2 separate regions of the Homo sapiens genome follow, and region 2 is linked to region 1. Evidence: chromatin loops called from intact Hi-C (ENCODE). Cell type or tissue: Calu3. All regions are shown on one strand. Links, peaks and the distances in the headings refer to the core of each region. The heading gives the core; the rest is flanking DNA. Region 1 has its middle 18 kb from the start of PRDM13. Region 2 has its middle 170 kb from the start of MCHR2-AS1.

The links. A loop is a pair of places that touch in the nucleus more often than their neighbours do. Peaks named below come from ENCODE experiments on the same cell type or tissue, not always from the same donor. Only the 100,000 strongest peaks of a DNase experiment are listed, where the experiment ranks them.
Region 2: a loop joins it to region 1, with 7 times the contacts of the local background. A loop is called at or near these places in 10 of 110 quality-filtered maps.

What each region holds. Positions count from the first base shown.
Region 1 is chr6:99,585,832-99,591,202 of GRCh38, reverse strand. It overlaps the pseudogene TSTD3. Among named protein-coding and RNA genes, the nearest start is that of PRDM13, 18 kb to the left of the region's middle. RefSeq lists an enhancer at 1,887-2,056. In Calu3, for the core only: no CTCF peak of the experiment used is centred there; DNase peaks (open chromatin) are centred at 1,722 and 2,442.
Region 2 is chr6:99,820,739-99,826,109 of GRCh38, reverse strand. No RefSeq gene overlaps it. Among named protein-coding and RNA genes, the nearest start is that of MCHR2-AS1, 170 kb to the left of the region's middle. RefSeq lists enhancers at 2,001-2,120, 1,705-2,275 and a silencer at 4,583-4,877. In Calu3, for the core only: CTCF peaks have their summits at 2,949 and 3,150 (motif pointing right); a DNase peak (open chromatin) is centred at 3,189.

The sequences.
Region 1 (5,371 bases), core at 32-5,031:
CTCCTGTCTCCTCAATCCCAGGGCCCCGCGGAACCCCCCTTCTGCGCTGGAACTTGGCCTCTTCTCTGCAGTGTCTCCCCCCCACGTCTCAGGCCGAGTTTATGCCTTCTTAGAGATCGACTTCTGTCGCTATGGCCCTTTCAAATCCTAGAAAGCAGCCTGCGGAGAGAGAACCGCGCGCTGAAGTGCAAGTGGCCACGCGCCTCCCGGCGGGCGCCAGCAGCTGCCTCAGGACGGCCGGCAGAGCTAGGCGGCTGCGTCCGTGGGCACCCCACCCCCGCCGGGCACCACCGCCCCGCGCTCGCGCCCTGCACCCTACCTGGTGCCTCACACCCCTCGGGGAGCGCTGCTAACTTGTCGGGGACAATGCGCAGTGAACCGGCCTTAGGGTTCCGAAGCTCGCACAGTGGGAGGAAGGCGACGAGGGGAAGGAAGGCAGATGCCCTCTGTGACTGTACCAAGCTGGTATTGGACTCCCTAGGCAAGAAGCCTTTTAAAATAATTTCATTAAATGCTTTTTTACTGATGATAATGACATCAATAATAATAAAAGAGATCCTGGCGCTCACATTCGTCTGTAAGAGTTTGGTAGCCCCTCTCTTGGTATGACCATCATTCATGCTTTCCATGAACACACAATGAGCACTCACTGTGCGGCAGCTCTGCTCGTGCTTGACTAGGATCATCCTAGCCCCTCCCAGGCCTCTCAAATATGAACTTCCCCCGTGTTTTCAGGAGCACTGCAAGGTAACTGTTACGTAGTTTTCAAAAAGTCTGGAGAGCCTGGTGACCATGACAAAGAAAGGCACAGTCATACATAGGAAAAGGATGTCTAATTTACTTGCATTGTTCCAGGCTCCATGCCAGAGTCAGGCCTAGGTTTTGATCCTCTGGAGAAAATGTACCAAAGTCGATGGTTTGAGGGACGTCAGTCACTGCCTTCTGGAAGACTAGGAAGACTGGAAAGATTATTTTTCTCATGCTTAACTGTTTACCTTTTTTTTTGTTAAGACAGGATCTCCCTGTGTTGCCCAGGCGGAACTCAAACTCCTCCGCTCAAGCGATTCTCCTGCCTCAGCCTCCCAACAGCTGCGAGTGCCATCGTGCCCTATTACTTTTGTTTAAAAAGGTTTGAATATTTAAAATCAGTTCCATTTAGTCAAAGAGTTACAATTATAGTTCAACTAAACCTGCAGTCAATGTAAGTATTCATACCCTAAGAAAAAGCACCACAAAATGATGTCTGTGATTGTTAACGGTTGATTGGTTTCCTGTGTCCATAGTGGACAATATTATGAAGCATAGACAGAGAAACATGTTTACTAAGAAGCTTTTTTTTCCTTCCAGGAAATTCTGTAGGTGAAAATGTTGAAATTGTCAGTTGAAATATCTGGTGAAGTCTAACATTAACATTAAATAAAAAGCAAGTGACAGGAGAGTACTGATGTATATTCCTCTTGGGAGATTAACTCTTTCTCTGCTAGTCCCCCCCTCACACCCCCACCCCTGAATTTGCCCACAGCCATAGCAGGGCCGTCAGTGTTTCGGGATGCCAGGCAGACGTAATTCGGCTTCAGAGCGCCTTGCTTAAGCAAAAGGCTGTGTGTACGTTCCCCAGGAGTCCGAGGACGGGCAGGCTGGCAAAGGCTGGCCCTGGTCACCGCTGGGAGAGGACGCCCCCGGGCTGGCTGCTGTTGCTGCTGGGGCTACTCCTCCCCGCCCCGGTCCTCCTCCAGCTTCTCAGCCGCAGCCGCGCTTCCTGCTCTGGGGCTCTCGCAGCTGTTTAGGTTTAAGGTACAGGAGGAATTTCAAGCTTTTTCTGATCCCATCCCACCCGCCCCCATCCCCCGTGAGACTGGCCTCTGGGCACCACGGTCTCTTCTGTCTCCATCCAGCTCAAATCGAAGCTTGGAGAGGAAGCCCCACAGCTGCGGTTCGACCCTGCCCCGGCAGACCGAGATGAAAGCAGCTTGCGGAGGCTGCTCCGGCACCCGGCGCGGGCACGCGAGGGAAGAAGCCCCGCGCAAAGCAGCGCAGCCTTGGCTTTTGAAGCTGCCCTCTATGCACTTCCTCCGGCTTCCAGCCGGAATCTACGACCCATCCGCAGAGCGGGCTGGGTAAGGTTGTGCGGCAGCAGCAACCCCGAGGGAAAGAATTTTGTTTCTTTTTGAGGCCCTGCTGCATTTCTGGTTCCCAGCCTGGAGCAGGGGGCGCCTCGCTCCCCGGAGTCCCACAGGCTTGGGCCGCAGCTGGGCCGACGCGGTCGACAGGTGTGTGAGGCCGAACCCCGGAGCACCGGGAGGCGGCTGGGAGCCAGGGCAGAACGCCTGGGGCGCATCCTCAGGGAGGAATCATCTGGCGTTCAAGCCGCTCTCGGGTCTTTTGCTGGATCTGCAGATCGGCTCACGCAGCAGGAGCCCAAGGAGCAGAACCTGGGCATGCCAGACTTTGCAGTCGCGCACGCCACCCAGCGCCCGCCTTGCGCTGGTCTCAGCTGGCGTTCCCTCTATTAGGCAGATCGCTTAGCGCTTGGGTCGGTTTTAGTTCTCCAGTGTCTCTCTCCAAAGGAAGCGCAGTGTAGTCGTTACTTCTCTACTCTCAGCTCCTAGAGCGATACCGGGCACACAGCAGCGCGCAATAAAGTATTGGCTCTTTCATTTAACATGTGTCTGTTGAGCGCTCACTATGTCCTAAACACCCAAGGCCTCCAGCCTCAGGAAGCTTAATTTCCAGTTGTTTGGATGAATGGGAAAACAATAAGGTATTGTTCTTGCGTTGCTATAAAGAAATACCTGAGGCCGGGTAATTTATAAAGGAAAGAGGTAGAGTTGACCCACGGTTCTTCAGTCTTTACAGGAATCATGGTGCTGGCATCTGCTCAGCTTCTAGGGAGTCCTCAGGAATCTTACAATCATGGTGGAAGGTGAAGGGGGAGCAGGCACGTCACATGGAGAGAGCAAAGGCAAGGTAAAGAAAGAGGGAGAGAGAATCGAAGATGTGATTGGAGGGATCTTCCACAGTGATCAGCTCTGTGTCCTGTGGACAAATTACCTGCTTTCTATGGAATTTAGTATATTTTCTCTTTACCTAGATAGGAAGATTTAGTTATAAATGTAACCTGCAATTCCAGTCTTTTAGAAGAGGACTTAAAGAGGACAAAGACTTAATAAGTGAGAGGAAAAAAAAGTGAGAGCGGAAAAAAAGAATAAAGTGAAAGGGGCACCCAGACCGTCCAACAATTAAAAACAAGCCCATAGCCAAGCACGGTAGCATGCACCTGTAATTCCACCTACGGGGGAGGATAGTTTGAATCCAGGAGTTTGAGGCCAGCCTGGGCAACATAGTAAAACCCCCATCTCAAAAGAGATGCTGGGGCTAACAACATGTCTCATTTTCCCTTTTCACAAAGAAGCATCATGAGTTTAAATCATATGAACTTTTCTCTGTTTTTAATTTAGTTCAAGGACTGCCAATCAAAGGAACTAGAATCATAAAACAGGTACATCCTGACAACTTCACCCTGAAGTGGGAACACCACTACCCCAATACTTCTAGCTTTCTCTTAAGCCACTTTAGCTTCTGGCTTTCAAAAAGACCTGTGAGGCCTGAGTTAAGAGAAAAAGGACAAAGTATTTCTTCCTGTGTTCTTTGAACAGAATGCCCCTGAGATTCTAACCTCTGGGAGGCATACTTTTTTCACTTCAGCTCCTGAAAATGACTTTGTAAAGGAAACTGATTAATTTGGGTGGAGGGGTGATGGAGTCAGATGAAAAAGTCAGGAAAATAAGTTCAGGGAAGTAAGACCAAATGAAAGATTCCTGAGTTATTAGCCAGACTTTTACTGGGATGTGGAATTTGGTTTACTGTCTGTAATTAAGAGGTTGAGCTGCTTTTTTTCAGAAGTGTGGTACCCTGTCTAGTGGGCCTCTTTGAACTTAGATTTTGGGTCTGTAAAGCTTTTCATTTGTTGTTGTTTTTTTTAAATCACATTTTCTGAAGAATTCCATACATAGTCCCAATATTAGGAAGTAGGCCTAGCAGTTATTATTATTCTAATTTTTTTAATGAGCGTCAGATAAGTTACTTATCCAAAGCCACATGGTTGGTGAATAGAGGAGCCCTTGTTAGCATCTGGGTCTGATACTTAGCTCAGCGTCCTGCCCACCATTCCGCAACAGGAAAAAAAATTTTAAAACTTAACCAATAAATATCTATTGACAACCTATTAGCAGCTCAGCACAGTAGGAAGGCCTGTGGAAGTGTGCTATTTGCTGGTCCTTAATATGTTCAATGTTGACACATACCTGCTTTGTTCCTTCTTGGCACTATCAGTATAATATAGAAGTCATACACACTCTAGGCACACAGTCTGGAATTACTTCCTGGCTGCAGCATTCTACAGCCACACTTCATTTTATTGTGTTTCACAGATATTGTGCTGTTTACAATGGAAAGTGTGTGGTGACTCTGCATTGAGTACATCTATTGGTGCCATTTATCTGTTATGGTGATCTGCGATCAGTAATCTGTGGTGTTATTGTTGTAATTCTTTTGGGGTTCCATGAACTATATTTATATAAGTCAGCAAACATAATTGATAAATGTGTGTGTTCTGACTGCTCTACCGACTGGCAGTCCCCATCACTTCCCCTCTCTTCAGGCCTCCCTATTCCCTGAGACACAGCAGTGTTGAAATTAGGTCAGCTACACCCTACAATGGCCTCTAAGTGTAGGGTGAAAAGTAAAAGTGTTCAAGTGAAAAGAAAAGTTGCAAGTCTCTCACTTTATATGAAAAGCTAGAAATGGTAAGCTTAGTGAGGAAGGCATGTGGAAAGACAAGACAGGCACAAAGCTTGGCCTCCTACACCAAACCATTAGCCAAGTTGTGAATGCAAAGGAAAAGTTCTTGAGGAAAACTAAAAGTGTTGTTCCTGTGACCATACAAGTGATAGGAAAGCAGAACAGCTTTATTACTGATGCAGAGAAAGTTTGAGTGGTCTGAATAGAAAATCATACTAGCCACAATATTCCCTTAAACCAAAGCTTATTCCAGAGCAAAGCGCTAACTCTCTTTAATTCTGTGAAGGGTGAGAGAGGTGAGAAAGCTGCAGAAGAAAAGTTTGAAGCTAGCAGAGGTTGGCTCATGAGATTTAAGGAAAGATGTGGTCTCCAAAACATAAAAGTGTGAGGTGAAGCAGCAAGTGCTGATGCAGAAGCTGCAGCAAGCTAACCAGAAGATCTAGCTAAGATTGCTGATGAAGGTAGCTATACTTAACAATGGATTTTCTATGTAGGTGAAACAGCCTTCTATTGGAAAAAGATGCCATCTAGGACGTTCATAGCTAGAGAGAAATCAATGCCTGGCTTCAAA
Region 2 (5,371 bases), core at 136-5,135, 230 kb before region 1:
TCTGTAGATGTCTATTAGGTCTGCTTGGTGCAGAGCTGAGTTCAATTCCTGGGTATCCTTGTTAACTTTCTGTCTCGTTGATCTGTCTAATGTTGATAGTGGGGTGTTAAAGTCTCCCATTATTAATGTGTGGGAGTCTAAGTCTCTTTGTAGGTCACTCAGGACTTGCTTTATGAATCTTGGTGCTCCTGTATTGGGTGCATATATATTTAGGATAGTTAGCTCCTCTTGTTGAACTGATCCCTTTACCATTATGTAATGGCCTTCTTTGTCTCTTTTGATCTTTGTTGGTTTAAAGTCTGTTTTATCATAGACTAGGATGGCAACCCCTGCCTTTTTTTGTTTTCCATTTGCTTGGTAGATCTTCCTCCATCCTTTTATTTTGAGCCTATGTGTGTCTCTGCACGTGAGATGGGTTTCCTGAATACAGCACACTGATGGGTCTTGACTCTTTATCCAACTTGCCAGTCTGTGTCTTTTAATTGGAGAATTTAGTCCATTTACATTTAAAGTTAATATTGTTATGTGTGAATTTGATCCTGTCATTATGATGTTAGCTGGTGATTTTGCTCGTTAGTTGATGCAGTTTCTTCCTAGTCTCGATGGTCTTTACATTTTGGCATGATTTTGCAGTGGCTGGTACCGGTTGTTCCTTTCCATGTTTAGCGCTTCCTTCAGGAGCTCTTTTAGGGCAGGCCTGGTGGTGACAAAATCTCTCAGCATTTGCTTGTCTGTAAAGTATTTTATTTCTCCTTCACTTATGAAGCTTAGTTTGGCTGGATATGAAATTCTGGGTTGAAAATTCTTTTCTTTAAGAATGTTGAATATTGGCCCCCACTCTCTTCTGGCTTGTAGGGTTTCTGCCGAGAGATCCGCTGTTAGTCTGATGGGCTTCCCTTTGAGGGTAACCCGACCTTTCTCTCTGGCTGCCCTTAACATTTTTTCCTTCATTTCAACTTTGGTGAATCTGACAATTATGTGTCTTGGAGTTGCTCTTCTCGAGGAGTATCTTTGTGGCGTTCTCTGTATTTCCTGAATCTGAATGTTGGCCTCCCTCGCTAGATTGGGGAAGTTCTCCTGGATAATATCCTGCAGAGTGTTTTCCAACTTGGTTCCATTCTCCCCATCACTTTCAGGTACACCAATCAGACGTAGATTTGGTCTTTTCACATAGTCCCATATTTCTTGGAGGCTTTGCTCATTTCTTTTTATTCTTTTTTCTCTAAACTTCCCTTCTCGCTTTATTTCATTCATTTCATCTTCCATTGCTGATACCCTTTCTTCCAGTTGATCGCATCGGCTCCTGAGGCTTCTGCATTCTTCACGTAGTTCTCGAGCCTTGGTTTTCAGCTCCATCAGCTCCTTTAAGCACTTCCCTGTATTGGTTATTCTAGTTATACATTCTTCTAAATTTTTTTCAAAGTTTTCAACTTCTTTGCCTTTGGTTTGAATGTCCTCCCGTAGCTCAGAGTAATTCGATCGTCTGAAGCCTTCCTCTCTCAGCTCGTCAAAATCATTCTCCATCCAGCTTTGTTCCGTTGCTGGTGAGGAACTGCGTTCCTTTGGAGGAGGAGAGGCGCTCTGCGTTTTAGAGTTTCCAGTTTTTCTGTTCTGTTTTTTCCCCATCTTTGTGGTTTTATCTACTTTTGGTCTTTGATGATGGTGATGTACAGATGGGTTTTCGGTGTGGATGTCCTTTCTGTTTGTTAGTTTTCCTTCTAACAGACAGGACCCTCAGCTGCAGGTCTGTTGGAATACCCTGCAGTGTGAGGTGTCAGTGTGCCCCTGCTGCGGGGTGCCTCCCAGTTAGGCTGCTCGGGAGTCAGGGGTCAGGGACCCACTTGAGGAGGCAGTCTGCCTGTTCTCAGATCTCCAGCTGCGTGCTGGGAGAACCACTGCTCTCTTCAAAGCTGTCAGACAGGGACATTTAAGTCTGCAGAGGTTACTGCTGTCTTTTTGTTTGTCTGTGCCCTGCCCCCAGAGGTGGAGCCTACAGAGGCAGGCAGGCCTCCTTGAGCTGTGGTGGGCTCCACCCAGTTTGAGCTTCCAGGCTGCTTTGTTTATCTAAGCAAGCCTGGGCAATGGCGGGCGCCCCTCCCCCAGCCTCGCTATCGCCTTGCAGTTTGATCTCAGACTGCTGTGCTAGCAATCAGCGAGATTCCGTGGGCGTAGGACCCTCCGAGCCAGGTGTGGGATATAGTCTCGTGGTGCGCCGTTTTTTAAGCCGGTCTGAAAAGCGCAATATTCGGGTGGGAGTGACCCGATTTTCCAGGTGCGTCCATCACCCCCTTCTTTGACTCGGAAAGGGAACTCCCTGACCCCTTGTGCTTCCCAGGTGAGGCAATGCCTCGCCCTGCTTCGGCTCGCGCACGGTGCGCGCACCCACTGGCCTGCGCCCACTGTCTGGCACTCCCTAGTGAGATGAACCCGGTACCTCAGATGGAAATGCGGAAATCACCCGTCTTCTGCGTCGCTCACGCTGGGAGCTGTAGACCGGAGCTGTTCCTATTCGCTAAACCTTAATTTTTTAAAAATTTGCTTTGTTTTGCTTTTTGTTTGTTTTGCTTTGCTTTGCTTATATCAATTCAATCTGGTTATCTCAAGCTTATCTAACTTTTCTAACTGAAAACCATTTTAGAAAATTTGAAAAATTGGACAAGGGGCTAATTATACCATAAATAGTCTTTAGTATGATAGATGAACTCTCCTAGACTGGGATGAAAAACTGAAGAACCACTGAACACATATAATACAATCTGAAGGACACGATTGTTCTTTCAGCAAATTAGACTCACCCAGAGGAAGAACCTCCCACTGAAAGGGCAAATGATGCATCCCATTTTCCTCACAATAAGTCTCTTGATAAGAGGCTTTGCAAACTGGAATTCTCAGCACCTGCCCCTACCTCGGCGATAGTGAGTGCCCAAAGCCTTTTTATAGGAAACTTTTCACAGAGTAAGAAACACTGCTCCTAATAACTTACAGACAGAATAAGAAAGAAACACTGCCCCTAATAACTTACAGACCACCACCTCTTCCTCATTTCACATTTCTGTGACCTACTTGAGCTGTCCTAGTCTTCCCTGAGGACGGGACAAGAAATGCCATAACCATTATTTCAAGAATGTTGCCTAAAACAAATACCAACATGAACCCCTGTCCAGCTCTTATGTGCATAAACCATCAGCAGATGGAGCCCTTTGCTAATTCAGCAATAGTTCTGGGTCCTCCTGCTTTGTTGGCCTGTATAAGAGTTGCATTCCGTTTTTGTGGATCACACTGAATTGCTGTCATTGTTAGGATTAGTACATCCTGTGTTTTGCATGGAAGCATCCAGGAACTATGTTTCTACAACTAAATGGCAGGAAAATTAAAATGAGTTTTCTCGGAATTAGAGATAATATTTGATGTATTGCCTTTGCGTTGTCCTCAGGTGTGTGAATACAGAGCTTTGATTCATTCCGTCTATAAACAGTAAGATCTACATGTGTTGCAAGAAATATCGTATCTGTTTGTTCTCTACAAATCAGACTACCATTGATTTGGCCACCATCTCATCAGACTGGAGGGGAATTTAGTAATAAATAGGGATTTTTTTTTTTTTTTTTTTTTTTTGGCGATGGAGTCTCTCTCTGTCTCCCAGGTTGGAGTACAGTGGCGTAATCTCGGCTCACTGCAAGCTCTGCCTCCTGGGTTCATGCCATTCTCCTGCCTCAGCCTCCCCAGTAGCTGGGACTACAGGCGCTCGCCACCACGCCTGGCTAATTTCTTCTGTATTTTTAGTAGAGACGGGGTTCCACTGTGTTAGCCAGGATGGTCTCCATCTCCGGACCTCGTGATCCGCCCGCCTCAGCCTCCCAAAGTGCTGGTATTACAGGAGTGAGCCACCGCGCCCGGCCTAAGTAGGGATTCTTCAACCCCCCAATCCAGGGTCTTGTAAAGGTTCTGGGGTATATGCAGTTTTGAAGGAAGAGAAAACATGGAAGGGAGGATATGCATCTTGTCATTGGTTACCTGCTTGGCTGAGTTATCAAGATGTATGTCGTCCCTACTGCTTCCAAACCAAGTGTGAGATACAGGAATTGTTTATGAAGCTAAAACCTCCCAAAGCCCATTGAGTCTTACTTCCCTAGAAAGGGTAACATGCAGCCATCCTCTCCGGGATGTAGCCAAAAGCATGGCCGAATTCCGTTTCTCTGGAAAGCATAGCCCTCTCTCTCTTCTCTCTTTTCAGCCCTGCAGAATCTTACTGTTTAGTCAGGTAAAAATGCTTCTCCCTTCTTATTTTTCTTAGAATAATAGTCATCAACCTTAGCCATGCATCAGAGTCTGTCAGGTTCATGACTACACCAAAGGTCATGTTGAGGTCTGGAGGGAGTGGGGAAAGGAGCAGAAAGAACACCCAGGCGACCGTAGACAGGTGAATGGCTTTATTAGCAGCCGCTCTCATCAACAGCTTTCTCATACTGTCTGCCCTGTCTCGGCTGCTTAGTCCTGCGGCCCCCACACACAGCTGAGTGGCCGGCTCTCCCTTGCCTTCAGGGTCAGACGCTTAACTCTTTCTCTCTGGCCACAAGCGAGCCAAACTGTGTCCTGGCTCCCCTCTGTTCATTTGCAAAGATGGACAGCTCTGGCTCTCTCACTTTCTCTGGGCACCAGTGCCTGCACAGTGTCAACAGGGCAATTATACCTTTTACAGACAATAGTGGCTAAGGGCCAAGTGGTGAGGTTCCCATGTTATGGCTACATAGCTGTAATAACAAGTGGAGTTATATGCCTGCCCTCTAAACTTGCTGAGTCGCGCAGGATGTAAACATCCTACCTCGGCCTATCCTTAACCAAAGCACAATCATGTTCCTTACAGAGTCACCTGGAGCGCTGTAAAAAAAAGAAAAAAAAATTCATATTCCCAATTACCAAACATACCAACCCCACTGGTGTGCAGTGTGGCTGGGACAATTACTTTATAAGACTCCAAAGGCTTCTAATGTGTAGCCAAGATGAAAACTTATCCCTTCTCTTAGCTATTCCCATGAAGACCTCCCTCTCCCCTCAGTGGGCTTGGTATTTACAAATGACAGCCAGACAGGAAAATGTATTTTCTTCTTTCTACCCTGAGAATGTGCTACTGCCTACTTGAATGGACAGAAGGGAAAATACTAGGAGTAAAAAAAAATTATCATCTGTACATTACATAATATGATCAGATTAAATTTTCTTTTTAAAAAATTTTATAGGTTTTCCATCACAAAATAAATTCAAGCTAATAAAACTTTTAAACAAAGAAGTGGTATAAAAGTGGTGGTGAATCTTGCCTAATTCTTTTGTATAATAGCAATCTCTCAAAATGATGTTATAGTTTTCTTTCACC